5 separate regions of the Homo sapiens genome follow, and regions 2, 3, 4 and 5 are each linked to region 1. Evidence: chromatin loops called from intact Hi-C (ENCODE). Cell type or tissue: GM12878. All regions are shown on one strand. Links, peaks and the distances in the headings refer to the core of each region. The heading gives the core; the rest is flanking DNA.

Region 1 (6,142 bases), core at 626-5,625:
GGAAATGGCATTGGGAAGGTACAGAGAGTGAGTCCTTGATAACTTTATTTGAATAGCAGTGACAAATGTTGTGTTTTAGAAACATTTTAACTTTGCAAAGAACAAACAAATATGGATTTGTCACAAAACTAAAAAATACAGATAAGAAAAAAGGAAAACAACAAAATGAAATAACTGCAAATTCCACTATGTAGAGGCGATCTCCTTTGACAATTCGGAATAAATCCTTCTAAAACCATTCCCATGCAAATATGTATACTTAAAAGTATCTTCATATTAAACATATTGCTCTGTAATTCACTTTTTTCATGCAAAAAATATGTCATGAGGCCGGGCACAGTGGCTCATGCCTGTAATCCCAGCACTTTGGGAGGCAAGGTGGGTGGATCACGAGGTCAAGAGATTGAGACCTTCTTGGCTAACCTGGTGAAACCCCGTTTCTACTAAAAATATAAAAATTAGCTGAGCATGGTGGTGCGCACCTATAGTCCCAGCTACTCGGGATGCTGAGGCAGGAGAATCACTTGAACCCAGAAGGTGGATGTTGCAGTGATCTGAGATCGCGCCACTGCACTCCAGCCTGGTGACAGAGCGAGACTCCGTCTCAAAAAAAAAAAAAAAGAAAGAAAAGTCATGAACAACCTTCCATGTCAATAAATGGTTGCACTGTTAATAGTTGTATGGTATTCCATTTAATAAACCCACCGCAATTTATTTAATCAATCTCCCACTGAGAAACATTTGGATCAGCTCAAATTTTTCACTATTGGCATACATCTGATGACCTGATTTTTAAGGTGACTCTTCAAGCACTTGTAAAAGATATTTTGGGGCAGACTGTGGGAAGAGTAGAGTAGGGATATGAGGGAGCCCAGGGAGGGAAATGTTTTATGAATTGATATTGTTCTTGGTACATAAAGGACATCAGTTAACGGGAATGAGGTGGGGAAGGGATAGCGTGTAGTGGGAGAAAGTCAGAGAGGGTGAAATGACAGACATGGAGAGAGAAAGAGGAACCCATAAAGACAAACAGATGGAGAGAGAGAGAATGTGACAAGAATAGATATAGAGAGATTCAAATAATCCTCAAGGATGCTCAAAATAATAAAAAATAGTTTTGTGATGATTGCCAAAAAGGCCAATAGCATTTATAGAATTCAAGTGATGATACGTCATTGAAAGAAAGAAAAGGGGATTTTTCTGTGAGACAAATTGCCCAAAACCTGAGGGGGAGTTTTGTCATCAAAATACATAAGGAGTAATCTTTTAAAAACTCTGAAACAAAGAGCAAATAATTTAAAGAAATCTCGGCCAAGCAAGGTGGTTCATGCTTGTAATTCTAGCGCATTGAAAGTTTGAGGCGGGAGGACAGCTTGAAGCCAGGAGTTCAAGACCAGCCTGGGCAACATAGTAAGACTCCTCTCTAAAAAGCAAAAATAAAAAAAATTAACTGGATATAGTGGTGGGTGCCTATATTCCCAGCTACTTGGGAGGCTGAGGCACGAGGATCACTTGAGTCCAGAAGTCTGAGGTTGCAGTGAGCCATGATCGTACCACTGCACTCCAGCCTGAGTGACAGGCTGACAGAGTGGGACGCTGTCTCAGAAAAAAAAAGAAAAGAAAAAGAAAAAATAAAGAAATCTCATTCTACTTTACTTACCACACACATATGTTCATATCATGTGTTAAACATTGTCTTTTAAAAAATAGCTTAGGGCCAGATGTGTTGCCTCAGGCCTGTAATCCCAGTACTTTGGGAGGCCAAGGTGGAAGAACTGCTTGAGGTCAAGAGTTAGAGACCAGCCTGGGCAACATACTGAGACTCTGTCTCTATTTCAAAACAAGCAAACAGCTTAGAAAATCATTTTCTTTAACTCTTACCTCTGATGCTTTTAATTATGTGTTCTCTTATGGTGATTGGCTGGGGTTAAAATATTCTGTAGCATTGCTTTGCATCATAGCCCCAGAGAAAATGAAAGGGGAAGAAGGAGTTAGCTTCCCTTTTCCCCGCTGTTCTGCCTGCTTCCTGTTTCAGAAAAATTAAAATAAGGTGTGAACAGCCACTTTCTCTTGAACATATTCTTCCATATATACTGGGGTAGGGTGAGGCATGTATTTGTGGGGGCTGGAGGATGGCCTCTGTTACAAAATTTCCTATGGACATTCCTTATCTACACTAGTGGGGAACAATGAAAATTACTTGTACAATGAACATCACTTATACAGGACGCGTATTACGGTACATTCTAATTTTTAAAAATATCAACTCACATAAAGAGGAGGCCAACCCTGACTTATCTCATGGGCAAGCTGTATGGCACAAATGAAATTACTAATGTGAAAGTGTTCGGTCAACTCTAAAGGTCCTTACAAGTTTGTGGGTTTTTTTTTTTTTTCAGACAGAGTTTTGCTCTTCTTGCCCAGGCTAGAGTGCAATGGCATGATCTCGGCTCACCGCAACCTTCACCTCCTGGGTTCAAGCGATTCTCCTGCCTCATCCTCCGGAGTAGCTGGGATTACAGACGCCCGCCACCACGCCCAGCTAATTTTGCATTTTTAAGGGAGACAGGGTTTCTCCATGTTGGTCAGGCTGGTTTCGAACTCCCAACCTCAGGTGATCCGCCCACCTCAGCCTCCCAAAATACTGGAATTACAGGTGTGAGCCACCACGCCTGGCCACGTTTGAGGTCTTTTTAATGATTAGAAATTTCTTATACTCTGGCATCTGTAGAATCCATTCAAAGCCATAAATTTCTGCTTCTTTCCCACACCTGGTGGGAGAAATGGGGGAATAGGCCCACAAATCGCCTTGGCTTTTGTGGTCTCCCAGTATGCTCTTTTGCATGGACAGAAAAATGAGGGAAATGCTTTTACCTTCATCAAACCTATTGGAAATGGTTAAGTTTCCCTTCTTTTGACTAAAACAAAACTAAAAACCACAAGAAACCTACTCAAGATTGGCTCATATGAATCACATCCTGTGTGGAACCCTGTCCTGTGTCAATGACACTTAGACACAGAGCAAAGAAGGGAGAGGGTGGGTCACTGTTTCTAAATGCAACGAAGGGCACTTTCATTAAAGCACTAAGGCTGCATGCTCAACAGGTTTAGCATGACTCAGCAAGATGGGTCACTGAACACCATCCACCCAAGGGCAAATGAGCTTGTCCAATCACATGACCTACAAGATCAGGGGATAGCAAACCAGACCTATGGTTTGCTGAACAGCCTGCACAAGCCAGTCCCGTTACATACAGAACAGTCAGAGGAGAAGGTCACCGCCAGGGCAGTGGAGACCACTGCGGATCCTCTTCTCAACACTGCTCTACCATGTTACCTTGTGTCTAGTTGTGTGTCTGCCAACCACTTCTACAGAAGGTGCTGAGGCAAACCTCCTCAAAGGTTCTGATTTGGATCTTCCATTTGGAGAAGACTTTGAGTCTGTCCATATTCGTGGCTTTTTTTTCTTGCACTGGGAACTGATGCATTGCAGACACAAATGAGCCCAATGTATTTTAAGCGAGAAAAAGTTCCCACCCTCACCACCAATTACACCCTTGTCATTTTTTTCTTGTTCTAGTACCTACGTGTGATTTAGTACTTTCCGAGCATTCCATTCTTTCTGAAAGCATAAGCACTAATATGTGTAATTTGCTTGCCTTGTCATTCTGAAATCTTTTAATGCATACAGTTCAGACATCCTGTTTGTTTAATATGAGCAATGCCAACTTTATTTACTGTAATAAATGTACTTCTTTATTCTTCTGGAAAAAAAGGGAAATTAATTGAAAAAGACACATTTAAGCTATTCCAGTGTGTAATACAGAGGCTGCTGGTAAAATATAATACAATGTCAGGGAATTCCACAATCTTGTTTGCTTTTTGGTTTCATTTTCATATTTTTCTTAAATATGGCATTGCTACAGTACAAAGTAGAAGAACATATTTTAGTGTCTGATTCACAGTCTCTTTACTAACTTTGGAACTTTAAAACCTGGGCAACTCTGATAGTGAGAGGGTTCAAGAAAATTGACATATGTGGTGAAATGTACTTTTGTGGCCTAGCTTTGCGTTTCAGAGCTGTTATACAGTCAGATTTTTTTAAATGAATATCTGCAACTGTTCCAACAATTCTGGTTTATGAAAATGTTGCTGGTTTTGCATAGGAACTTCATAACCTGCATGATATTACTCATGGGTATTTGTGGGTTTTGCTTTAGATATGGAAAGGACGCCTCTTGGCAAACATATTTTTTCTTTTGCTTCTCAGAGGTTTTGTATTCAGCTCAAAAATCCCCAGTATCTGTTTCCTTAGGTTCATGGGCTCCTTTAAACTTTACATTTGTATTTCTATTTTTTTTTCCAGTCAACTTCATGGATGTTTTGGAACGTCCTTTGTGCAAATTCACTCCCCAATGTTGCAGAGAGATTTTGCTTCCTTTTACCCTCTTCCAGTTGATTTTCTTTTCTTTTTTTTTCTTTTTTTTGAGACAGAGTCTCATTGTCATCCAGGCCAGAGTGCAGTGGCACGATCTCAGCTCACTGCAACCTCCGCCTCCCGGGTTCAAGCGATTCTCCTGCCTCAGCCTCCTGAGTAACTGGGATTACAGGCATGCGCCACCACCATGCCCGGCTTATTTTTGGATTTTTAGTAGAGACGGGGTTTCACCATGTTGGCCAGGCTAGTGTCGAATGTCTGACCTCAAGTGATCCGCCTGCCTTGGCCTCTCAAAGTGCTGGGATTACAGGCATGAGCCACTGTGCCTGGTTGTTGATTTTCTTTAAACAGTCTAACAACTTTTCCTGTGACATGTTTAGGCCTCTGAGTGTAATCCCTGTGGAAGATGGTACAGTGTCTGAAATTCTACATATACATTGACTTCTGACCTCTTTGAAAATGTGATCTGTAAGAAGGCCACACAGGCTTTCAAATGCAAGATGGTTTCAGACTCAACATGGTTTCCTTTGAGGTTGTTACTAGGAAATAATTTGAACAACAAGTGTAGTCATCACCATATCCTGACATGCCAGCAGGAAGATAAATTACTGCTTGTAAGTTACAACATTTCACCTCCACCCATGGCAATTTTTATTATATTACCCATTTGTCCTCTCAGTAAATGATGTCTGTAAAAATAGTTGAAATAGTTGAAAGGAATTTAATTTAAAATATACTCACATGTATTCACCTAAGTACAAAGACACATAGCATTTCAAAATAAGTAAACTCAGCCTTTTCTCCCTTGAAATGTATCAAATACTAAAGCTTTTCATAGCATCTTGATCCTAAAAAGAACAGCAGAAAGCCATTTAATCCATTCTCAGATATCTGGACAGACTAGCCAGCAGTATGCTAGTCTTCAACAAATGTGACCAAGGCTTCTTGTTACAGTTTTGCTTTATTTGTGGCAGAGTTTTTTTTTTTTTTCTCTCTCAGGTGAATATATTCGGTTCAGAGTATTGGGTCAACTACAGGTCCCACTTAAAGGAGTAGTAAAAAGAAAGATTTGTCAGGATACATGGCGGCTCACACCTATAATCCCAGCACGTTGGAAGGGTAAGGCAGGAGGATCACTTGAGCCTAGGAGTTCAAGACCAGCTTGGGCAATATAATGAGACCTTGTCTCTAAAACAAACAAACAAACAAAAAAAATAGCTAGGTATGGTGGCACGTGCCTGTAGTCCCGGTTACTCACAAGGCTGAGGTGGGAGAATCACTTGAGCCCAGGATATTGAGTCTGCAATGACCCATGACTGTGCCACCACTGCACTCCATCCTGGGTGACAGATCAAGATCTTGTCTCAAAAAAAAAAAAAAAAATCTGCCAAGATAAACTTAATGGGAACAATTACAATATTTTAATTTGGAAATTGTTCTTAGATCACACAATATACAAGCAGACAATAACATGTAAGTTATTACGAAATGATATAAGCATGGTCCTATAAATACTTTCTAATGGTTTCATAAACTGGCTGTTGTTCTTTCTCCACCCTTCCAGAAGAAGAGCTCAGAGCTGGAGATTTCACAATTCCCTTCTAACAACTATGCATTGATCCCATTTGCGATAACCTGACATTATATTCATATCACAATGATCCAGACAGTTGTGCATATTTCAGGAATGGAAAAGACAAGTCA
Region 2 (6,142 bases), core at 450-5,449, 68 kb after region 1:
TGGAGGGCAATTTAGCAAATTTAAATAGTATTTTAAAATGTATATACTCACATTTAAATGTTCACATCTAAGAATTTATCCCAAGGAAATAGCAGGGTAAATGCATAAAAATGCCTGTACAAGAATGTTCTTTAGCACATCATTTATCATAACAAAACATTGGCAAACCTAAAGATTTGTCAAACGAGAACAGAAAGCTATGAAATAATTTTAAAAGATGGACAGAGATGTCTTCAATATATTAAGTGAAACAAGAGATTATGTAATGGAATATACAGTATGATCATATTTACATATATTTTATGAAAACCAAATGTTAATAACTATCATATCTGGATGTTTTGAATAATAGGCATTATTACTTTACTTTCTGCTTATGCTTATTTTATTTTCTCATTATTCAAAAATAATGAGGATGTATTATTTTTATCATTAGGAGAAACAATAAAACCATAACTCTCCTTCCAAAACTCACGAATGAGCCTTAGAGATGAAAAGAAAACAATTGCAAATGAGCGATGCAAATATTTCCATGACAAAGTTCTTGTTACCATAGCAAAGTGACCATAGGAATAATGTTTAAGACTAAACATCTGTGTCTGTCAAATGTCTCGGTAAGATTTGCTTCCTCTACTGCAGATGGAAAGCTGAATTTTCCAGTGACTGTCCCATGAAGTTGCCACTTCACAAGGTGGGTTCCAGCAATCATATTTTGAACAAGATCCGACATGGTCTTTGGCCTCCATTTTCCACAGAGAAAAGACGTCTGAGTCAGAAGCAGGCTACAGTTGACTTTCTGTCTATCTCACTCCCTTTATCCACCCACCTCCAATCTCATTCCCTCCTTTTCTTCCTTTATCTTTTTCTTCTCTCTTCCCCCTCCTTCTTCTCTGCCTCTTTTTCTTTCTTTTCATGCATTCTTTCATCAGACATTTCCTGAGAGCTTTTCAGGATAGGAAGCACTGTTCTGGGCACAGAAAGCAACTTCAGGTTTCATCATGGGAGCGTGGGAAATAGTACTTTTCAAGGCCAAATAGTACCAGGATTTGGGGATTTACTTTACTTAATACTGAAATGCTTGGATTGATACTGTTATTATAGTTTTAAATATTCAGAATTCATAAACTTTAAAGCTTCAGTAAAATGATATGTACAGTACTTTTTAAGAGCACACATTTATAGCACACATTAAAACCTGTTTCAAAACATGAAGCAAATGTGTATCTTTATAAAGGTATAAGCATAAACGTACAGTCTTACGCTATTACAAATCAGCAAATGAAAAAGAATATGAAAAATAGTACTCATAAAATGAAAATTTGATTAACTTGAAAAAAGCTATCATTGAAATACTACAGTAGCAATATACATTTGACTGTTTTTAACAGCACAATTTTTAAAGCAAAGTGCTTCAATGCATTGCCAGCTTAGTTTTATGCAAATTGTTCCAACTGTTGAAAATCCTCTTTCCAACTCTGTGCTAGTGAGTGAACAGTGAAGAGATAGTATGGATTAACTGTAAATTATTTCCCTCTGGCTGGGCGCGGTGGCTCACGCCTGTAATCTCAGCACTTCGGGAGGCTGAGGTGAGTGGATCACCTGAGGTCAGGAGTTTGAGACCAGCCTGGCCAACATGGTGAAACCCCGTCTCTACTAAAAATACAAAAACTAGCTGGGCATGCTGGAGGGGTACCTGTAATCCCAGCTGCTCGGGAGGCTGAGGCAGGAGAATCACTTGAACCTGGGAGGTGGAGGTTGCAGTGAGCCGAGATCACACCACTACACTCCAGCCTGGGTGACAGAGTGAGACTCTGTCTCCAAAAAAAAAAAAAAAAAAAAAAATTATTTCCCTCTGACTCATTCATCTTCAAATTATATGATTTCTTGCTTTACACCAAAGGAGTTGTGGGGATTCTCAGGAGTTGTGTATGCGTGTGTGTTGTGGTATGTGTGTAGTGTATGGTGAGTGTGTGTGTGTACATGTATATGTGTGTGTGTGTGTAAAGTATCTGTGTGTATGTATGTACACATGGTATGGGTGAGTGTGGGTATTTACGTGTGGATAACTGTGTGGTATGTGTGAATGTTGAGGGAGCTGTGTATGTGTTTGTATGTGGCATGTGTGGTGAGTAGGCGTGGATTACCACGTGTGGTCTATGTGCCTATGTGTGTGGTCTGGGTGTATATGATGTCTGGGCGTCTTGGGTGGGATTCTTGCAGAGAATGGCCAAGCTCTCAAACTCTGCAGTTGGACTCTGAATGTGGATCTTTCTCCACCTAATTTTGGCTAACTGTGATCAGAAGGCTGGGTTCAGTGTTTTGTTTACACTTGCAGGGGCAAATTGCCCTAAGACCAACAGCACTAGTTGGTCCAAGGACTAGAGGCCCAAGGACTGATAAAGAGTGTCTCCAAGTCACTCTTGCGGCTGCAGAAGGGGACCTGCCTTGCTGGAAAGAGGCCTCCAGGAGACTCTGGGCAGCCCCAGTGGATGTCAGAGAACCAGGACTGGAGGGTGCCTCAGAGAGTATCCAGACTAGCACTTGTCAACCTGAGGACTTCACATTTTAGTGGGTAGTAAAATCCATTTACTGGATATCTAAGAGCTATTTGGAAGAATAGAATGAAATGGAATAGAACAGACTAGAATGAAAATAGTGTACATTGTACTAGTAAGAATAAGTACAGATTCCTGGAACTTTTGTTTCAATACTCTCTCACTTTGTGTGTGTGTGTGTGTGTGTGTGTGTGTGTGTGTGTGTGTGTGTGTGCTGGGTTATGATGTAAGATGAATTTGTCATCATTGGTTGTAGTTATTTTACATTTTTATTTTACAGTGAGAAAACAGAGGGTAACTGAGGTAAAGTGATCTGCCTTCTAAGGTCACAGTGAATTATAGGAAGAGTCTTTCCATGACAGCACATGTTCCAAGAGCCAAAAATGAGTCACTAGAAAGGACCAGAATAGTGACTTCTCTCTTTCTTTAGTGGAAAGAGAGAAGTCAGTTTTAGTCTTTATTTGGGGGAAATACTATTGCTTCTCAAAATATTTAAACTTGTTACAATTTGCAAAGGAGGGAATTAAATAAGTTGAGAGGTGTTTAAAGTCCCCTTTGAGTTTGATCATTCTAAGTTCTATTATTTTAAGGAGGTCAGAGAGAGAGAGAGAGAAATAAAGAATGTAGGTGACTCAGTTGTGGTCTGTGGGGAAAACCATTGTTATCTAGAAACAGTGAATATGAGTTCAAGGTTTCCCTTTGTCACTGTGGGTGCTGGGGCAAGTCATTGGCCATCTCCCCACAACTACTACATTCTTCCCATTTCACAGATGTCTTGCAGCAGTCCAATGTGCTCATGCATGTGAAATCCTTGGAAAAGCACAACAGTGAGGCAAGAGCTGCTGTCAGTGATTCCCATTCTGGTCTTTGCATCCCATCTTGGAGCCAGTCTTTGCAGTGCCGGGTATGGACACCTAAGACCCACCTGGGCACCTTTCATTGACCTACACAGGGTGACTTAATGTGCTTCTTACCCAGCTGAGAATTTGAGTTAATTATTACATATTTAAGGGGTTTTTCCAGTTAGAAACATGCAATGATAAGATTCTTCCAGGAGCATTAAAATCAAAACAAAACCTTGGACTGAGTGAAACCTTATGTCCTGATTTTGTCAGCCATTGTATCTGCCCACATAATGACCCTTGTAGCCAGAACTCCCCTGCCCACCTCTCCAGTCTATATCTTGACCACTGTCCCTGTCACTCTGAGTCCAGTTCCAGACACAATGGGCTTCTCTGAGGTCTTCCAATATTCCATGCTTCCTCTTTGCCTTTGCATATGCTGTTCCCTCAGCCTGGAAATCTCTTCCCTCCTCCTCTTCCCTCTTAATACACATGCTCAGCCATCAGATCTCAGCTGAACTGTTACCCTTCAGAGGCCAAGTTCTAAGCCCTGTGATAAGCTTCATAGCACGGTGAACCTTGCCTTTGAGTTATAAATATAATTTTACATTCATCTGTGGATCGTTTGATTTATGTTCATCTCCTCAACTAGAAAATAAGCTCTATGAGGGCAGGCGGGTTTTCTGTGTTTACCTCCTGCTGTATCCCCAGAAGCAGGAGAGTGTCTATCACATTGTTAGGTGCTCAAAAATGGTATGCTGAATAAATTAATATGTCCGTGGGTCTATAGCTCACACTCAGAAGGCACATATTTCCTGCCCATTTCTGCTCAAGTTACATGATAGGCGCTGAATAAACAAGGCTGTTCTTGAGCAATTTATTTGAATGTCTTAAATATGACTACAGATGCTTCTTCTGGAGAAAGTCTGCCTCAATCTAAACCTCTTTATTGCAGGAAGATTCTATATTCTCAGTATTTTTGCATTTTTCTGCATTTTTCTGACTAACCAACCATTTTAGATGCTGCAGGCTCTTCCTCCTGCTCTGTAACCCCTCAGTAACTGAGCGGGGAGGGAATGGGAGTGACCCCCGGTTTACTATCTTCTTTTCATTTCTCACTCACTGTATACAGTGGAGATTCCAAACCAGTTGGCATTGGTCTGATAGGTACCACCCCGTTACTTGGATTCATTAAGCATCTATCTAGGAAGAAGTATTTGGGCACTTGTCCATGAAATATTCAATAAAGAACATTTGTGTAGCATTTCACACAGCACCCCAGCCTATATTACTTGATTTTAACTTCACAATACTATTGTGAGAAGATAGCGTTTTCCAAATTTTACACACAAAACCCAAATACTTTTTAAGTTACTTGTCCAAGGTCACACAGCAAGTATTTTTAAGAGCAGGACTCAAACCTGGTTCTTTCAATTTCAGTATTTTATGTTAATATATAACATGCCCTTGGTACCTATGTTTGGCAGACTCCATAACACATCATATTTATTCCTTATATTTTACAGCATTTCTTTTTTTCCAGATGTGCTATGTTAATTCATGTGATACAATAACTTTCTGAGGTAGGTGGGGCAAGTACTCATCTCATTTTTACAGATAAGTGAGTAGGTTTCCAGTGGCTAAATGACACATATCATTAGTAGAATGGCTCAAGATAAATTTCGGTTCTCTGCTGTCCAGGTGACTACCTGTGGTAGACAGAATGGCTCCCCAAAGATGTTTAACTCCTAACTCCCAAAACCTGTGAATATGTTACCTTACATGGCAAAAGGGACTTTGAAGATGTGGCTAATTTAAGAGCCTTGAGATAGAGAGATTATCCTGAATTATCTGGGTGGGGTTGGTGTAATCACAGGGGTTCTTATAAGAGGGAGGCAGGTGGGTCAGAGTCGGGGAATGAGCTATGATGATGGAAGCAGGGGTCATAGTCAGAGAGACAGTGGGCGAGCTTTGAAGATGCTATGCCACCAGCTTTGAAGGTGGAGGAAGGAGCCACAAGCCAAGGGATGGAGGTAGCCTCTAGAAGCTGGGAAAGGCAAGGAAACAGGTACTTCCCTGCAGCCTCTGGGAGGCAAAGGCCCCGCAGACATCTTGATGCTAGGATTTCTGAGTTCCAGAACTATAAGGTAGTACATTTGTGTTGCTTTAAGCTACTAAGTTGTGGTAATTTGTTACAGCAGAAATAGGGAACTAATACACCACTCTGAACAATGACTGACCTCAGCAGAGTAGGAGACAGTCAGACTATTTCCCGTACACCCAAAACCCCAGGCCTGGAGGGAGGGGCTGGGGCAGGTCAGGAACAGGTCTTGGGATGCTGAGAGGCCAGTATGCTGCAAGCCTCTGCTGTTTCACAGGGAGATGTGGGGCCTGCTGTTCTTCTCGCTAAAGTCTTCCAGTGGCCTCCCAGGGCATGGGGAGTAAACCCCAAACCCCCTAACACAGCCCACCTTTCTAGCCTCATCTCAGCCCATCTCTCCCTCAGTTACCACACTGCAGATGTTCCTGCCTTCTTCCTGCTGCTAGTCTCACCTTAGAATCTCACAGGGAACCTTCTGATCACCTCCTCAGAGAGCATTTACCTGACCACCTCTCCAAAGTGTCCCCCAGTCATTCTCTGACAACTACTTTTATTGTCTTTATAATGCCCGGTAATACCCGTGACTTTATTTTTAAATATATTTTTTAATTTTTAGTTCTGGGGTACATGTGCAGGATGTGCAG
Region 3 (6,142 bases), core at 706-5,705, 140 kb after region 1:
GTAGGCTGTCCTGTAAAAACGGAGGGCAGAATGTGGCTTTTCTAGGCTTTCCACTTACCTCATACTCAGCCTATACCCCATCCTCCACTCTAGCACCCATCTCTACCCATCGGAGTCAGAATGAACACCCATAGGGGAGGTGGCCACTGTGTGCCCGGGGTGGTGACAGGCACTAGGAGTACAGCTGATCTTCATCTGCAAGGAACTCACAGTGTAATGGGAGACAAATATTTGCTAGGCTAGAAGCTCCATGACGGCGGGGATTGTGTTTATGCGGTTCACCATTATGCCTGGCGCCATTATGCCTGGCATAATGTACTTAAGAAATACTTGTCGGCTGGGTGCCTGTAATCCCAACACTTTGGGAGGCTGAGGCAGGCAGATTGCTTGAGTTCAGGAGTTTGAAACTAGCCTGGACAACATGGGCAACATCCCAACCTACGAAAAATACAAAAATTAGTTGGGCATGGTGGCATGCACCTGTAGTCCCACATACTTGGGAGGCTGAGGTGGGAGGATTACTTGAGCCCAGGAGGTTGAGGCTGCAGTGAGCTGAGAGTGCATCACTGAACTCCAGCCTGGGCGACAGGGTGAGACCCTGTCTCTAAAATGAAAAGAGAAGAAAGAAATACTTTGTGTGTGTGTGTGTGTGTGTGTGTGTGTGTAAAACAAATAGATATATATTTCATATACAGACAGACACACACACACACATGGACAGGATAGACCAGGAGGGGTGGGGAGGGGGAACACACCAATTGCTGTATCATCCTAGTGGCACGATGAAGGTATGAACCAAGTGCTACGAGAGAAACATAAGAGAGAACAATTCCTTCTAGTGGGAGGAGAGAGAGACAGCCTCACAGCAGAAGCAGAAATTGAGCTGGGTCTGATAGCATGAGTCAGAGTCTCCCAGGCAGAGAAGGGGAGTGAGAAGGCCGCCATGGACAGGCGGATGGGGCAGGGACACGGCAGCAAGCCCAGCAGTATGGCTGTGCAGGTGGACTCAGAGAACCCTGGGTATGGTGGAGGAGGCTGAGGGGCGGGCAGCACAGGACAGAGGAGTGCTGGGGCCATGAAAAATCTCAGGGCTACAGAGGAAAGTTAAGTCCTTCAAACCATGAAGGGTCCTGAATGTCACACGAAGGAATTTTGATTTTTACATATTAGGCAAAAGGAACTCATTGATGCTCCCTCATTAAGGGAGTAACAGATTCCTGGCTGGACAAGAAAAGATCAGTTGGGGGAGGCTGAAACCGTCCAGGGAAGAGATGTTAAGACCTGAACCAGGACAGTGATGAATGGAATGGAAAATAAGGAGTTAGTCAGGGGAAAGGAAGCAGGGCTTCGGTGAAAGCAAAATCAGTAATAAGGCTTGATAATCACTTAGAGATAGACGGATAGAGAGAAGCAGCAGAAATGATGACTTCTGGGTTTGTCTTAAATCCAGTAGGTTTGTGGGGATGTTAATCAGGAAAAGGAAAACCAGAGTGAGAACAGGGTTTGTTTGTGGGTACCCCAGGTGCACAAGAAGCCTAGATTATGGAGACTGGTTGAAAGCATTTCCACCCCTCCTCCAATCCCTAAGAGCAAATTCATGTGGAAGGAAGTGAATATTCAGCAGCAGGATTGTTTGGTAAAGAGTCCTCAAGGTCGGCAGGAACATGGCCATGTACTGATAAAGCTGTCTGTAAATAAAAGGCAGTGCTCTCTTAAAAAAACCCGCTTCCCAGCACAAGCACCTGGTTGTCCTGTTGCCACCCATACCCCAGGGCACTGTTACAGAGGGAGGGTGGCATTGCTAGCCTCACAGGCACAGTCTAGACTGGACAGAGCAACAGCTTGGCCTTTTGGGTGAGACATTTACACTTTGGTTTTTAAAGGAACAATATGCTCAGAGGCAACCCACATAGGCTGATCAGTGACAAGGAGGCTGCAGGTCACGGGGGGGATGCTAGGTGGCCTGGAGCTTTGTGGTTAACTGCCATTGTGGGAGGCTGCCATGGCCTTGGGCCGCCTGGAGCCCCCCTCGCTGTGGCGTCTCCTCAGTGGCTGCAGCTGACTGCTCTTTCTGGAGTGCCATATTCACTGTGGGTTGTGTCAGGGCACTCGAGGTTCTATTTTCTTGCCTCAGTGTGAGAATCAAGGTCTGTTGGCCTGCATGGCCCAAGGCAAAAGGTTGGTCTCTGTCCAGCCTGGATCACGTTGCTGGCTTGGAGGAGGTAGGTGATGACAGAACTGGCATGACTGGTTTCCACACGCTGTCCTGTGAGTTGATACAGCCTGGCCATACAGGTCTTACAGAAAATGGCCACTAGAAAATGCCCAGGAATGGAAACCAAGTCTGGTATTCCAGGAATCCCCAATAAGTGTGGTTAAAGCAGCAAAGCTTTCATGGCACAGATCAATGGAACATAGAACAGACTTCTCTGCTCTTAGTAGCAGCCTCCCCGGGTGTCAGGGGCATAAGGCAAAGGCATGCTGAGTACCTGTGCACCCACTTCAGCGAAGCAAGCTTTCTGTGTCTCTAACCCAAACCCAGTCCTGGCTCCAAATCAGCCCTTCTCCACGCAGAATCCCATGTCCCATATAAGTGACTGTTTTCAGTGGGCTGATTTGTGGAAGCTGCTTCCTCCCCTGGCCCCACCACATAAATACAATATGAGCACAGCCAGTTTAACCTACAAAAGGTTGCAATCGTAGCAGCGCAGGACGGGAGCAGGGGTGAGGATGATCGTGGTCCTGCCCAGTGAAGGAGGCCACCACTCTCAGTTCTTCCACAAGTGTTTTCTGACTTGGGAGGCACTATAAGGCCTGGGTGCCTGGCTCCTCTGGGACTGCGGGCACACAGTAGAGAGGCGCCTGGCTGAGGTTAGACACACTAGTCTGCAGCCCCAGGAGAGAGCACGGCCGGGGGGACAAAGCCCATGAGCCCAGCTTTATCGACACTGTGTCCTAGCCTGACAAGCCAGGCCTGTGTGGACCTGAGCCCAGAACACTATCACTCACATTTCCAAACAAGGTCACTGAGTTTCTGAATTTTCCCGAAGCCAGTATGCCTGCTGAAGTCTTGGAAAGGATCTTCTTGGGCAACAGAAACAAGTGCTAACAGAAATCCAAAACGGTCTCAAGCGTTGACCCGCAGTTGCTTAAGAGCTTGTGACTAATGTCCCAGGTAAGAGGTCTGACTGCTTATTACTCAGCTGCTGTCATGGGCAGCAGGAATCGCGCAGGGAGAGAAAGTGCTGGGCCATCAGTTTTGTCAGTCAACTATTACAATCAGCTCTGCATGGGGAAGTCTTGGGACGCAGCTCTCAGAAGACGCAAGTGGGCAAGACAGGGATGTGACTCATCCTGGTCACAGGATGCCCGAGGCCACAAAGGCAGGTTAGACACCTTAATCCTGATTTCAATCTAATTTTAGGCATTCTCAGAACTGTATGAGCTGTAAAGGAAACGCCATGGCTGTTCTCATACCAAGTGCTATTTAATAAGACAGATCGCTCAAACTGGGATCCCAAGAGGGTTCAATTAAGAGCATAATGTAATTCCAGGCTACCAGTGCTGCCCTCAGCCCAAGTATCTCATACCTGCTCTATGAAGTCTGTCCTGATGTCCCCAGACAGTCATAGCAATATCAACTCTGCTCCTAGGGTGCCCAGTTTATACTTCTATGATAGCATACCCCGCACTGTATTCCAGAAGGCTCTGTCTGTGCACCTGTCTTCCTTCTTAGCAGCTCCAGCATGGTCCTGGCAGGAGGTGCTGACCAAAGGGATAAACAGAAGCATTTCAGATGGACCCCAATGGGACTGCCCTGGCCAACTCAGAGCCTATCTTATTTTTAGGGGATGGAAGGACACTCCATAAACTTTGCTCCAAAGTACTTAAACTTATAAAAAGCCACATGTTTTACCCCTTAAAGATAGACTCAAGAGGGAAAAGAAGAAACCTGAAATCAAAATTTAAATTCTTCTCTTTGATGAAGCTGGAGAAAGAAAGTGGTTTTGAAGGGTCAATTATTAAACAACGAGGACCAAGCAGAACACTTATCCTCATGTTGGCTTGCATCCAAACGGAAGAGCAGAACATGGAGAGGGTGACTCAAACAAAGCCAAAGATTATAGAGCCATTTACAGTCATGGTCAGCTTCCACTCTAAAGGGAAATCATGCCTTTATTTTTTTTAAAGCAAAAGAAGTCACCCTAAGCCTCCTGACTTTAGTTTGAAATATGCAGAGGTCAGTTTTTGGCTTAGGAGTACCTCAGCTTCCTATGCCAACATGTAACTCAGCAGCTGAACTTAACAAGGCTACACAATGAAGATTACAAGTTCATACAGGGCAGAGGCTCAAATACTAAAATGCCAAAACCACAGTTACCGGCTTGCCATTCATTAGCTCATTGAGCACCGGTATTTAATAGCTACAGCTTTTGTCATGCAAGCATAGAAGGGTAGAAAGAGTTATTCTATCCTCTGTGCTTGTCTGAAAGCTACATTGTTCTTGCTGGGTAATCAGGGTTACTTAAAATGCCCACAGTAGTTTCAGAGAGAATTCCCAAGTGATTGAAGACAAAGGAGATTCAGAAATTGGATTTATTTTGTTTCCACCATAAGCTATCCTGAGAGTAATAAAACAGATTGACATGAGTCTTACTGCTTAGATCACTAGAGTCAGTTACTCTTCCAAAAGAAATAAAGGAAAGCGAGTTGAGAGCTGGCTCCTTGAACAAGAATGAATCTAGGAGGCTATTTATATGAACTATTTTTAACATATTTTTCAACTTTTATTATGGGAAATTTCAAAACAGACAAAAGTAGGGAGAATGACACAACTCCCATACTGATCACACAGCCTCGGCACCTGCCAATGCACGTCCAAACATGCTCCCTCGCTACATCGACTCCCTCCCTCCCTGATCCATCTTTTATCAGATTATTTTGAAACAAATCCAGGATATGAGCTATTTCATCTATACACATTTTAATATCTGAATCTCAAAGATAATAATTCTTTAATAGAGTACAACTTTGATACCCATTATCATAAAATACACAGTCAATTTATGATTGTCAGCATACTGCCATTTGTCTGTTGCTCATTTGGGGGTGGTGAGTCTGTGGGTCTGTCTAGAAAACCTGGAAAAAAGCTTTTGTGAATAACAAGAATAACAGTGTCTTCAGTGGTTAACATATACTGAATGTTCATCAAATGCTAAGTGCTTTATCTATATTCTTATTTTATCCTCAAAATAACTCTATGAAGTAGGCTCTACCCCAAGATTATATAGCTAGACAGGGGTAAAATCAGGATTCAGATTTACTTCTGCTCACCTCCAAGGCCTGGGCTTGTGACTTACTACACCAGGCCCAATCCCTTCTATGTAGCAGTGTCACCGGCCAATCCCCCGGATAGATTGTTTCCCAAAAGGACTTTAATTGAAACAAGAACCACCTGAGGGAATCAATAAATATTCTAAGATGGCACTATGATAGAGGGATGTTTTATGCATATTACTATGAAATGCATAATCGAAATACTGCAAAGCAAGGTTTTTTTCTTAGCTTGTGCATAGAGTTCAATGGATTTTACAGAGTCCTTGAGGATACAGGCATAGGGGAGTGCACAGCAAATCTCTCAAGTGGTCAAATGTGCAGATCATTTGCTGCCTTCCACTGAGGAGGAGGAACTAGCATGTAGGTAAGTGTGAAAAGGGGGCATCTGCCAAGTGAGTGAATGTGGGTTATGGTCTTAATTTTAGAATAAAACTACTTAGGACTGGCTTGTGTTTTGAGTGCCTGGGTTTATACTTAAAGTTTTTTCAAAGCAAGATGGATTGTATTAAATGGGCAAAAGACTTTTGAAAAGTCACTGAATTAGCAAAAGCATAACATTTGGTTTCATCGTGAGTTAGACAGTAGTGCCATTCATGCATCACCTGACACGAGATATCCATCCCTTCACCCACCCAACCATTCTTTAGTATTGTCCATGAGCCTGGCCATATGCCAGGATGTTGGGATACAATAGTAAGCAAAGGGGGCACCATCTCTACCCACAAGGGGGTTAATGTCTGGTGGGAGAAGCAGACAGATCACCACACAACTAAATTTACAATTATCAACTGTGATGAGTGCAATG
Region 4 (6,142 bases), core at 781-5,780, 160 kb after region 1:
TGGAAGAGTGGTAGGGGGAGGGGTTGGGTAAAGAAGAGAAGACGAGCTTTCCAGAGAAACTCATGCGAGAGTCCAGGGGGGTTCACATTTGGTTCAGGAGGGCCAGCATTGCACACTAGAAATAGCCCCCATCCCTGGACTGGCCAGGACATCACTTACCCACCCCCCTGACTTCAATCAGAGCTGGGACTCACAACCCCACTGATGTGAGGCCTGCTTGGTGCACCGAAGTTCCTCCTGCTGACTCACACTGAAGTACCGCCGCAATATGGAGAAATTCCATGACAAAAGAGAGTATTCCTGACATTTTTCCAAGCACTCAGATTTTCCAGTAGATTGCACTGAGCACAGTATTTCTGTCATCCAAACTGCGTAGGAATAGCTCAATGTTTCCAAAGTGAAGTGGAAAAACTCACTGTGGTAGTAAAATTCTAATGCTGCTCTCTTTTTCTCCGAGACCCACAAGGGGACCTATTGAAATGTAAGACTGAACCAGGCCTGGTAGGCATTGATGTGGAACTAAAGTATACCTTGGGGACTCTGGAAAAAGTGAATATGTGACCAGAGCCAAATGCAACCTGGGGACACTTCCTGTGGGTCTGGCCCGGGGCTCCTCACCTTTCTTAACGGAGCTTTAGGTGAATGGATATGCAAGTCCCCTCTGGTTAGAACCATGAGACAGGAGTGTCCCCATTGGCCTCTACTCTGAAGGTATTTGAGTTTGAAACCCCAGATAAAATACTGCTATAGACTGAATGTTTATGTATCCCCAAAATTGGTATGTTGAAACTTAACCTTCAATGTGACTGTATTTGGAAGTGGGTCCTTTGGGAGGTGGCTAGGTCATGAAGGTAAAGCCCTTGTGAATGGGATTAGCGCCCTTAGAAAAGAAATCCGGCTGGGCGTGGTGGCTCATGCTCCTAATCCCAGCACTTTGGCAGGCCAAGGCGGGTGGATCACCTGAGGTCGGGAGTTCGAGATTAGCCTGACCAACATGCAGAAACCCCATCTCTACTAAAAATACAAAATTGGCCAGGCGTGGTGGCACATGCCTGTAATCCCAGCTACTCAGGAGGCTGAGGCAGGAGAATTGCTTGAAGCCGGTAGGTGGAGGTTGCAGTGGGCGATAGAGCAAGACTCCACCTCAAAAAAAAAAAAAAAAAAAAAAAAAAAAAGAAAAGAAAAGAAAAGAAAAGACAAATCCTAGAGAGCTCTCTCACGGCTTCCACCATGTGAAGTCTCAGTGAGAAGGCAGCTATCCGTGAACCAAGAAACAGGCCCTCACCCGACACCAAATCTGCTGGTACCTTGACCTTGCACTTTCCAGCCTTTAGAGCACTGAGAAATAATTTTCTGTTGTTTACAAGCCACCCAATCGATAGTGTTCTGTCATAGTAGTCCAATGGAGTAAGAAATACTTCAGACATTCAGCAATGAAAGAAGTGGGGAGAGAGGTATCTGTCTCTTCACTTCCTTCAGCTCTATGAAATAAAACCACAAATAAAAGCTCACTTATTTCCTTCCATGTAACTTTCACAATTGGTAATTACTTTTACTTGTTTGTGTGCTTACACTAGAATGCCTGCTTCCTGTGGGCAGGGAGCAGGCCTATTGTGGTCACTATTATATCTCCAGGCAAAAAATAGGTCTCAATTAACATTTGTTGAATGAGTAAATGAATGGATGGATGGATTAATAAATGAATACAAACCTATAAAGTTACAGACAAATTTATACCTCATGTAAATATATTAACATCTCATATAAAGGACATAAAACAAGAGGCGTAAGGGAAAGGCAATTTCCCCCAGTGTGTCTCTGAAACTAAGGTAGTGACTGATGTTAAAAAATAAATCTGTTCTTAATGCTTTAGTTACTAAATTTCCTATTTCTGAACGAGAGGAGAATACTCCATCAAAGGAAAATGCTGGAGAAATTCCCCTCCTACAGAGGGACCCCTCTCAATTTGTAAAAACACCCTTTTTTGTTTGGTTCTACCATCTTAAAGAAAAAAAAGTAGAAATGCAGACACCTCTTTGTATGATGACCATGCAGTGTACCGCCCAAAATGGGCCTCAGACGGCTGGGTGCGGTGGCTCATGCCTGTAATCCCAGCACTTTGGGAGGCCGAGGTGAGTAGATGACTTAAATTCAGGAGTTCAAGACCTGCCTGGCCAATATAGTGAGACCCCATCTCTACTAAAAATAACAAAAATTAGCCGGGGGTGGTGGTGAGCACCTGTAATCCCAGCTACTCAGGAGGCTGAAGCAGGAAAATGGCTTGAACCCAGGAGGTGGAGGTTGCAGTGAGCCGAGATCGCACCACTGCACTCCAGTCTGGGCAACAGAGCGAGACTCTCTCAAGAAAAAAAAACCCAATAAACAAAATGGGCCTCTGAGAGTAAAATGGGTCATGAAGGGGGATTATGGGAGCAAACTGGGACTTTTCTGGGCAAATGATGACATGGGGTCTGACCTACCTCTGCAACAGGTAAGTTAATCTAAGCTCATTCAAAGTTAAAACAATTTTTTAAATAATTCTTCCATTTAAAATGTGTTGTTAATTGAACCCTTCTTATCTTGAACTCTGATGAGTTTTTATCTTGAGAATTAATTCTTGCAAAGTAAAGTATCTTGAGCTTCTCTGGTAAGTTTTTGATTCTAGAGTTATATCTTAAAACACAAAGTATAACACAGGTCACTTTCCCTGGATGATATATCAAGTGAGATACTGTGAAAATACTCTGCATGGTAAGCCCTCGACTCTACCTCTTTCTTTTTATGAAAACAGAATACATGGCACAAAGCACAGCTGCCCCTGAGACATGCTTCAGAGGTAAAGCGCTTTGTAACAGATTCACTTCCTTTCCCAGTGCCACAGAACAAAGATTACACTCAGCCTTCCTGGACATAAAAACTTCAGTTTTTCCCATTCCTCCTGCCAAAGCTGAAATGCCGAGAAATGCTGGGAACCTGGCCTGTGATTATACACACTTCATATTTTACATTCTGAAACCCCAAGGAATAAGCTGTTGAGAACAGAGTCCTATTTCTTAAATGGCAGTTGAACAGATACAACGCTCAAGCTCTGTTGAGCGTGGCTTAGTATTTGCATAGGCAGAAACAGACAAAGACTGCACAGATTCTGCCAGTCTGTGGGCACCTTCCCGGCATATGTGGCAGACCTCAGTTAACTTTTCTCACTTATTTCTGTTTGGTTGTTTTTTAACCTTCTGAATTACTCAACCAGATTCTTACAGGAAAAAAAAAAAAAAAACCACTAACACACATACAAATCAGTCACAGGGAAACTCAGTTACGGCCTCTGACGGGTTTGAACCTGTCTATTTGCAAATGAGAAAACAAAATTTCAGTGTTCTTTAGGCCAAAATAGTATCTACCCTGCTCCTTGGTGCAGCAATAAAATGGACAGCCCCACAGTAATCAGATTTTGGGTTTGCTTTTGTCAAAATTTTCCTCCTCAGTTTTGTAAGTTGATTTCACCGCCACAGTATATTTTTCTCAATTCCACCTTCTGTGTAGGAGTCAAAAAAAAAAAAAAAAAAAAAGCCTGCTTCCCTTCCTCTCTTACATTCATTCCTTTCCTTCAAGAACCAACCCAAGAGCCACACATCCCCCAGGAAGGGCTCGAAAGGGTGAATTCCATGACTCAGTGTCACCTGCCTTCCTCTGCTGCTCGGCCCCATTTCTTTGTCAAAGGAGTGTTAAAATCCTCACTCGGTGAACTTGGGAAAGGCAAGCTTCTAGCTGCTTGGATTAAAGACTGAATACCCCCTCTTGCTTCATTTGCAAGATTTGGGGCTGCTCCCATCTGTTCTTAGAGGGCAGGAGCTCATTTTTAATTTTTTCTCTCTTGACATTATTTGGGACAGCGCCCATAGAGAAAGGTGTTTGAGAACTCCCTGGTGAATAAGCAGTCCACTCTGTACAACAGAAGGCACTCTATAACCACGGTAGAAGTATGTGCTGCTACTCTTTAATCCAGTTATAAATAATGACTGGTGCAACTGCTCTACCTGGAGCAGTAGTGCTGGAAAGAAATCTTTCTTTGTAGCTTGTAACTGCAATAAACGTTTATAAGCCTGTTGCCTGATCTGAAAAAACCAGCACTTTCTCCAACAAGAGATAGCAGAATTATTTCCAGGACTTGAACTGTCACCCATAGACCCTTCTGATAAAAGAAAAGATTGAATGGGCATGGTGGCTCATGTCTGTAATCCCAGCACTTTGGAAGGCTGGGGTGTGCGGATCACGAGGTCAGGAGTTTGCGACCAGCCTGGCCAACATAGTGACACCCGTCTCTACTAAAAATACAAAAATTAGCCGGGTGTGGTGGCATGTGCTATAGTCCCAGCTACTCAAGAGGCTGAGGTAGGAGAATCACTTGAACCTGGGAGGTGGAGGTTGCAGTGAGTGAAGACCATGCCATTGCACTCCTGCCTGAGTGAGAGTGAGACTCCATCTCGGAAAAAAAAAAAAAAAAAGAAAAGAAAAGAAAAGAAAAGAAAAGATTGCCTACCTACTACCTTTCTTTAAGGATTTAGATTTCATCTCTCTAAAGACTTAGGAAAAAATCTCTGTTCTTCAGGTAGATAATATACCACCATTTGTTTTTCAACAGGAGACATTCAAATGCAGAGCTTGCATATGCATAGACCATTTCTGGAAGGACATATAAGGACATGTCTTGAGGAAGAGGAATTGAGAGACTGGGGACAAGGGTATGAAGAGGATTTAGCATTCACTGTAATCATTTTAGAACAGCTAAAAGTGTCCTTTTTATGTATATGCATTAATTTACATTTTAAAATTAAATTAAAGTGACACTGCTCTTTAGTCAATAAATGATACTGTGTTTCCACCCATCTTCTCATCACTTACTCCCCACCATGAATTCCTGCAGACAAATGTTGGCTCAGTTGCTAGAAATAAAACAGAAATGAAGACAAGAAAAAAGAAATATTGCCATGCCCTGTGCCAGAAATTGAGGGATAACAAATGAAATGAACAAAAAAGAGCTCAAGATGCAAGCCCTTATGTAGCCATGACAAATGAGGAAACGTACGAGACTCTTGGTGTAGCTTTCGCTACTGCTTTTTTTTTTAATGGGATTAAAATGAGCACACATCTCTCTTTTTTTCATTTATTTGTCTATCAGGGACAAACCATCCAGGTCAATATATGTAGATCTAATGTATTCTTTCTTTTAATTGTTGCATAATATTCCACAGTACGGGTATAACCATAATTTATTCAACAATTTCCTTATGGAATCTGTCTTTCAAGTAAATTCATTGTTTAATTTCCTTCCCTGGATCACTTTTCTTCTTAACAACTGATAATGTATATGGAGGATTTGCTGATGTCAGACACTGGAATAAGCAAGCCACATGAATTAATTTTCACTGTAACTCCATGGAATGGATAGTACTGTTATCCTCATGTAGATTAAGAAACGGAGGCTTAGAGAATTAAAGAGTTGGTACAATATCACAGAATTACAGTACATTGTGGGGGTAAGTTTTAAATCTAAGTTTGACTTCAAAGCCTCGTTCTTAACTGTAAGCCAATACTGTCTCATTTTCATGCTGTTCCATGCAATCAACCTGAGTCTGTGGCCAGTCTTAAACATTATCCTGGTATTTCCAACTTTGAGATGGACCATTTGAAGGAGTTCCATAGGTACCTCTATTTTGACATACCCAAAGGTGATTTTCTTGTCTCCCCCATCCCACCCCCGTGCTCAGCCCATGTTTCATCTTTGGTAATTCACCCTTGAGCAAGTCACAGATTGATTTGAGAGGAAAATATCCACCTTTGCAGAGTGGGCTGTGCACAGAGATCCTCAGTTCTGGGATTTATGACTACCTTCTCTATTTTCATGTGCACATACAGGCTGAAGCTATACTCTCAAATGGATGCAGGAATTAAATTCCTGAGATCCTTACAACAGGAAAATTTAAATATCCTTTTTTGAGATCACCACACCAATTAACTTTCCACCGTGCTTGCTACTCTATAGTCAGCATCAACAATATCCAGTTAAAGACCAAGGATGGGCATGGTGGTTCAAGCTGTAATTCCAGCACTTTAGGAGGCCACAGTGGGAGGGTTGCTTGAG
Region 5 (6,142 bases), core at 557-5,556, 60 kb after region 1:
TTGGCATTTCTTCAGGTCTTTCCCTTATGGTTGCAAGTTGGCTACTGTAGCTCCAAACATAACATCTTCATTCTGCCACATTTTAAAAGTGAGGGGTTGAGGGCAGAGAAGACTGAAGAGAGCTCTACTTATATTCTTGATGGAAATCAAGGACAAAATCACCCCCCTCAACTTTTCTTTCTAGCTCATTAGATGGAACAACATGGCATAACTACTCTGATCTATTGTTGGTGTTGGGAACAGGATTGCTTGTTCATGGCAAATTCATGATTTATAAAGTCCCTGGGCTGGACATTTTGTCAACCAAACAAAATCAATCTTCTGATAGGAAAGAACACAGGCAGAATGGTGTTGGGAAGAAAACTAAGGTTCCTGGTATGGATGGGAAAATATTTAAGGCAAGATCATCTGTGTTCTGAAATATCAGGGCCCTGAAGTTAGGAGTTTCTCATTTATTTATTTAGCAGTATTGATTGATCTAGGCACTGGGAACACAATAATGAACAAAACTGGACAGGATTCCTAGTACCACTAAGATTGCAATGCTGTATGGCAGAAAATATCAAATTAATGTTCTCATACAAAAAAATAAAGTTACTAATTTAGTAAAGTGTTATAAAGGACAACAACAGGATATTAGGGAAGTATATGATGAGGGTAACTGTCCTGAAGCAGTATGAGTTCTTTCACATCCCTGGAAGGTGCTGAGAAGGTTGATGGTCCAGCAGAAGCCTGAAGCTGCCATGAAAAAGGAGAGTGTTTATGGGACTAGGGGCAAGTGGCCGGGGCTCTGGAATCTAGCAGCATCTGTCCATTGAGCTCAAACAGACCAATGGGACCAAGTACACATCCCTGCCTCCCAGGCCAAGGAGCAGAATTGTCCAGTTACTCCACAGCAGAGATGAGAAAGGCTCCAGAGGACACTGGATGGGTTTAAGGATCCCATCTCTCCTCTGCTGCCACAGGGTCACTGACCCATAGACCTTCCCTCAAACTCCCAGATACCATCTTGGAGGAAAGAAGCAAAGGCCATCTTGAAGACTTAACATTTTCCCCCAGAGATTTTATATCCCTATAGAAATATTAAAAGTATTATATCAGTATGAAATGAGTAGATTGGACAAAAATTAAGGTTGTTTCTGTACTACTCAGCAGATGGAGTTCATGAGGAAAACTAGAGGAAAAAATGCATTTTTATATCAACTGAATGTTGTATGAACATATTTGAATTCTTCACAACAACCTTATGAGGAAAGTACTATATTGACTCTGTAAAAAGATAAACTTAGGCACATTAAAATATTAAAGAGTTAATGTGATCAGACAGGGCTCACAAATTGAGCAGCTGCAAGCCACAAGTTATTTGGGGCTCCACTGAAGAGCATAAAGGGAAGGCCTTTTTATAGGGAGAATGCAGAAGCAAGGCAAAGAAAATATTTGGTTAAAATGAAGCAATAGCCTTATTTAGATCATTCCAGTGAAAAGTCCCTAGTGAGAGGTTAGTTGGTGGTTTTTGATTGGCTAATCTTAGGTTTCATTTTACGTTTTACACTGAGCTGGATTTCAGTCTGCTTACCTAGGAACTCAAGGCGCTGAATTATTTTAACAACTCCATTTTTTTTTGTTTTGTTTTTGAGTCAGTGTCTCACTCTGTCACCTAGGCTGGAGTGCAATGGCGTAATCTCGGCTCACTGCAACCTCTGCCTCCCAGGTTCAAGTGATTCTCCTGCCTCAGCCTCCTGAGTAGCTGGGATTACAGGCTCGTGCCACCACACCCAGCTAATTTTTGTATTTTTAGTAGAGATGGGATTTCACCATGTTGGCCAGGCTGGTCTCAAACTCCTGACCTTGTGATCCGCCCACCTCAGCAGTAATCCCAAACTGCTGGGATTACAGGCGTGAGCCATCACACCCAGCCAACAACTCCATTTTATAGACAAGGAAATTGAGGCTCAGAGAAGATAAGTAACTTATCTAAGGTCACAAAGGTGGCTGGTCTTGAATTTTAACCCAATGTGACTTTAAAACCTCCATGCTTTTGGCCACTGCAAGATACTACTTTCTGCAGTGGTACATGCAATAAGAAGTATAGATACATTTTCAGGATAATATGAAGAAGGAAAAGATGATTTCTAGAAAGGGAGAACCAAATAAAGCTCCTCAAGAGGAGGTAACAATTGATTTTATCTTTCCACCAATGTTGTTCATCTTTTCCTCTTTAACATACAGTGGTAGGCAATTGTCGGTCCTTGTCAACTAACTTGAACATCTGGATCACCCGTTTGTTTCTACTGTCTTCTTTCTCTTGGTTTTTCAGTTATGTGAGCCTGTCTTTTGTTGTACCTCATACATTCTAATGGCAGGTCAGACATTATCTACACAAAGTTGTAGAGACTTCAGATGATAGCTTTTTTCAGAGAGAGAGTACCCTCCCCCTGCTATACACAGACTGGTGGCTGATCATGTTAATCCAATTAGTGATTTGCTGAGTCAAGGTTGAATTATAGCTCTCGTAAGTCTCAGCCCTCCACAGGTTCATCTCTGACCTCCTAGATTTTCAACAAAGGCCCTATTGTATTCTGCAAGAACCCTCCCCCAGCCAGTAGTAAACCCTAATCTTAGTCTTACAAGAATGCTGAAAAACTGCACTCTGCTTTTTAGAGGCAGGTTTTCCATTTGCATTTTAGAATCCCTGCTCTGAAGAAATTCAGTGTGCAGCAAAAGTCCTCAGGTGAAAACAGGCTGTCTTGTTTGAGGCCCTTTCAAATCTTCCACTAAAACTCTTATTTTCTCTATCCCGAGCAGTCTTTTGCCAGCCTTTGCACTGCATTTTGCAATGGGTTCTCAGCCTCCTGCAAAATGCCCCGCTGGTAAAAGCGGCTGCAGAAGCCAGCTCACTCTCCTCACGTTTCTCTCTCCAGTGCATTAGCCCTTCCAGTGTTCCTTGCCTCAGCAGCTATCACTTTCCCTCAAATAGGTAATTTCTGCATTGTATTTGGCTTTTCTAATTATTCTAGTTGAGGGTGCTGGTCTGCTGACAGCAACTTCATTTACCCAGAAGAGGAAGTAATTATAACCGGAAGGGTAGAGGGATAGGAATACGTCAAGTGACCTGCTCTAAGAAGCACCAGTGATCTCCCCGTCACCAAATCCAGTGGTGTTCTTATCCGTAACCTCCCTGATCTTTCTGTATTATCTGGTTTCTCTTCAGAGGCTCTGCATTCTTCATCGTTCTCGTTCTTTCTTCCAGTACTTTGCCTCTAGTTTCTCCTCTAGCTCCTCTTTCATGCGATCGTTATTGGTGTAACTTGAGACTCAGTGTCCATCACTCTTCTTCTACACATCCTTCCTTGCAAATCTCCAGTCGCTAGGCTTTGGCAGCCTCCCTGTGTGGATAATCCTGGCTCCTCTGCTAAGAGCCTGGAAACTCTAATCTCACACTGATAGCCATTTATATTTGCCCATCTGGATGGGAGCAATTTGTAATCTCTTCCTAAAGAGAAAGAAGAGGCACAGGTGATTCTACAAGTAGGGGTAATCTCTGAGAACGCAGAAATGCTGACGCTAAGAATGGGAGAGAGGTTTAGAGAAGGCACTGGCCTGCAGGGGATAACATTTTACAAGCAAAGGAGAAGGAAGAAAATTGTTAAAATGTGATTTTACAGGGAATGTAAGAGACTTATATATAGTCATTATAAGATGCGTAAAGAGGCTGGGTGCGGTGGCTCAGCCTGCAATCCCAGTACTTTTGGAGGCCGAGGTGGGTGGATCACGAGGTCAGGACTTCAAGCCCAGGCTGGCCAAGATGGTGAAACCCTGTCTCTAGTAAAAATACAAAAATCAGCCAGGCATGGTGGCGGGCGCCTGTAATCCCAGCTACTCGGGAGGCTCAGGCAGAGAACTGCTTGAACCCGGGAGGCAGAGGTTGCAGTGAGCTGAGATTGCGCCACTGCACTCCAGCCTGGGCAACAGAGCGAGATTCCGTCTCAAAAAAAAAAAAAGAAAGATGTGTAAAGATTCTTGGAAATAGATGTTAGAAGGGAAAAAAGTTTCATTATAAATTATAATATGTGAATACCTTAATATGTAGACATTATACAGATAGTATTTCAAATTAGTAGGGAAAATAAAGATTATTTATTAAGTGTTGGAAATAACTGGTAAGCCATCTGGAAAAAAATAAAATTGTATCCAAACCTAAAACTTTAAATCAGGATAAATTTCAGACAGATTAAATAAATAAAAGTAAAAAGTAAACCTGGCTGGGCACAGTGGCTCACGCCTGTAATCCCAGCACTTTGGGAGGCCAAGGCAGGTGGATCACTTGAGGTCAGGAGTTTGAGACCAGCCTGGCCAACATGGCGAAACCCCATCTCTACTAAAACCACAAAAATTAGTTGGGCATGGTGGCGCCTGCCTGTAATCCCAGCTACTCAGGAGGCTGAGGGACGAGAATTGCTTGACCAGGGAGACAGAGGCCGCAGTGAGCCAAGATTGCACCGTTGCACTCCAGCCTGGATGACAGAGCGAGACTGTTTCAAAAAACAAACAAACAAAAAACCCTAAATGAGTAAAAAGGAAGCCATAGGATAGTATTTTTTATAATCTTAGACTAAGAAAGTCCTGACTGAAAACACAGAAGCCATAATAATAAATTTATTTATTTATTTTTAAGACAGGTTCTGGTTTGGTCACCCAGGCTGGAGTGCAATGGTGTGATCATAGCTCACTGTAACCTCGAGAACTCCTGGGCTCCAGCAATCCTCTTACCTCATCCTCCTGAGTAGCTAGGGCTACAGGTGCACGCCACCACAACTGGCTTTTTTTTTTTTTTTTTTTTTTTTTTTGTAGAGATGAAATCTAACTATGTTGCCCAGGCTGGCCTTAAACTCCTGGGCTCAAGAGATCCTCCTGCCTTGGCCTCTCAAAGTGCTGGGATTACAGGCAAAAATAAATAAATAAATAAAAGAGAATTTAAAAAATGTTAATTGTAAAGTTAAAAGATAAAAAACAAACTTGGGGAAATATGAGCAACTAAAGTCACAGATAAATCACTAATTTTCCTCTTGTATATGGGGTCCTTATGAAGCAATAAGAAAAAGACCAATAACATGCTAAATAAAAATGACTAAGAGTACAAACGCTTTATAGAAATACAAATTACCTTCAAATATATGAATAGATTCTGAATCTCACTCATAATATAAGAAATACAAATTAAAACTATACTGAGATACTATTATTTACCTAACACATTAAGGTAACAAAGGTTTTAAAAAAAAAAGGTTGGCAACACACTGTATCAGCAAAGGTGTGAGGAAATAGGTACTTTCCACATTACTGAGAAGGCTTTAACTTGGTACAATCTCTAAGAGGGGAAATGTAGCAATTTCTGACAAAATTGCAAATGTTCATATCCTTGTACCCAGCACCTCCCATTCTAGGACTTTATTCTTGATGCAAATTTGCTGATATATAAAATAATACATTAATTGTAGCATAATTTGTAGTAGTAAAATTTGGAACAACATGAATGTCCATCTATAGGGGAACTGGATAAATAAGGTATGCTTTATTCATGCAATCGAGTGTAGTGTAGTCATAACAAAGAATAAGGTAGTTCTTAATGTACGGATACAGGACATTCTTCAGATGCTAAGTAAAAATATCAAGGTGCAGAACAGTGTGTGTAGTATGCTACCCCTTCTGTAAAAATTTTCACAAAAGAATATCTGTATGTACTTATATATTTTAATATGTCTAAATTACTCTGGATGGGTTAATAAGAATCTAGAACTTGGTTTTCCCCAGGATAGGAAACTTGGTCTCTGAGGGCTATGGATGGAAGGAAGTTTCCTTATCGTATATCCTTTTGTACATCTGAATTTTAAACCATGTGACGATATTTTCTAATAAAAATGAATTAAACTATAAAATATCTTTAGGAAACTACACATATTTTTAAAACCTCAGTGCCCTTAGATGGAAGGTTGTTTGCTAGCGAATGACTTTTCATGAGGTGGGAAAGATAAGAGAGAGCCTGGTTAGCTTTTAAAGAACATAGTTGGAGAGTTTTCCCAATAGAGAAAAGAAAACACACAACCCTTCTCCGATTATCAGTGCTTCCTCCCATGCCTTGGCT

Evidence for each region. Peaks named below come from ENCODE experiments on the same cell type or tissue, not always from the same donor. Only the 100,000 strongest peaks of a DNase experiment are listed, where the experiment ranks them.
Region 2: it touches region 1 in a loop (7-fold over the local background); 8 of 110 quality-filtered maps call a loop at or near these places.
Region 3: it touches region 1 in a loop (4-fold over the local background); 4 of 110 quality-filtered maps call a loop at or near these places.
Region 4: a loop joins it to region 1, with 8 times the contacts of the local background. A loop is called at or near these places in 3 of 110 quality-filtered maps.
Region 5: a loop joins it to region 1, with 3 times the contacts of the local background. A loop is called at or near these places in 6 of 110 quality-filtered maps.

The regions. Positions count from the first base shown.
Region 1 is chr14:61,659,652-61,665,793 of GRCh38, reverse strand. No RefSeq gene overlaps it. Among named protein-coding and RNA genes, the nearest start is that of HIF1A, 33 kb to the left of the region's middle. In GM12878, for the core only: no CTCF peak of the experiment used is centred there; DNase peaks (open chromatin) are centred at 2,043, 2,233, 3,083, 4,163 and 1 weaker place; H3K4me3 peaks cover 2,541 bases; H3K27ac peaks cover 4,060 bases.
Region 2 is chr14:61,591,635-61,597,776 of GRCh38, reverse strand. All of the region lies in intron 1 of LINC03033 (long intergenic non-protein coding RNA 3033), which reads right to left. Among named protein-coding and RNA genes, the nearest start is that of LINC01303, 24 kb to the right of the region's middle. RefSeq lists an enhancer at 3,336-3,465. In GM12878, for the core only: no CTCF peak of the experiment used is centred there; a DNase peak (open chromatin) is centred at 3,266.
Region 3 is chr14:61,522,675-61,528,816 of GRCh38, reverse strand. All of the region lies in intron 10 of PRKCH (protein kinase C eta), which reads right to left. Among named protein-coding and RNA genes, the nearest start is that of PRKCH-AS2, 20 kb to the left of the region's middle. RefSeq lists an enhancer at 3,300-3,449. In GM12878, for the core only: no CTCF peak of the experiment used is centred there; DNase peaks (open chromatin) are centred at 3,376 and 4,386; H3K4me3 peaks cover 371 bases; H3K27ac peaks cover 1,132 bases.
Region 4 is chr14:61,500,429-61,506,570 of GRCh38, reverse strand. The region is part of intron 10 of PRKCH (protein kinase C eta); the gene reads right to left. Among named protein-coding and RNA genes, the nearest start is that of PRKCH-AS2, 42 kb to the left of the region's middle. RefSeq lists an enhancer at 1-383. In GM12878, for the core only: no CTCF peak of the experiment used is centred there; DNase peaks (open chromatin) are centred at 2,638 and 3,190; H3K4me3 peaks cover 1,574 bases; H3K27ac peaks cover 3,376 bases.
Region 5 is chr14:61,599,312-61,605,453 of GRCh38, reverse strand. All of the region lies in intron 1 of LINC03033 (long intergenic non-protein coding RNA 3033), which reads right to left. Among named protein-coding and RNA genes, the nearest start is that of LINC01303, 32 kb to the right of the region's middle. In GM12878, for the core only: no CTCF peak of the experiment used is centred there; no DNase peak of the experiment used is centred there.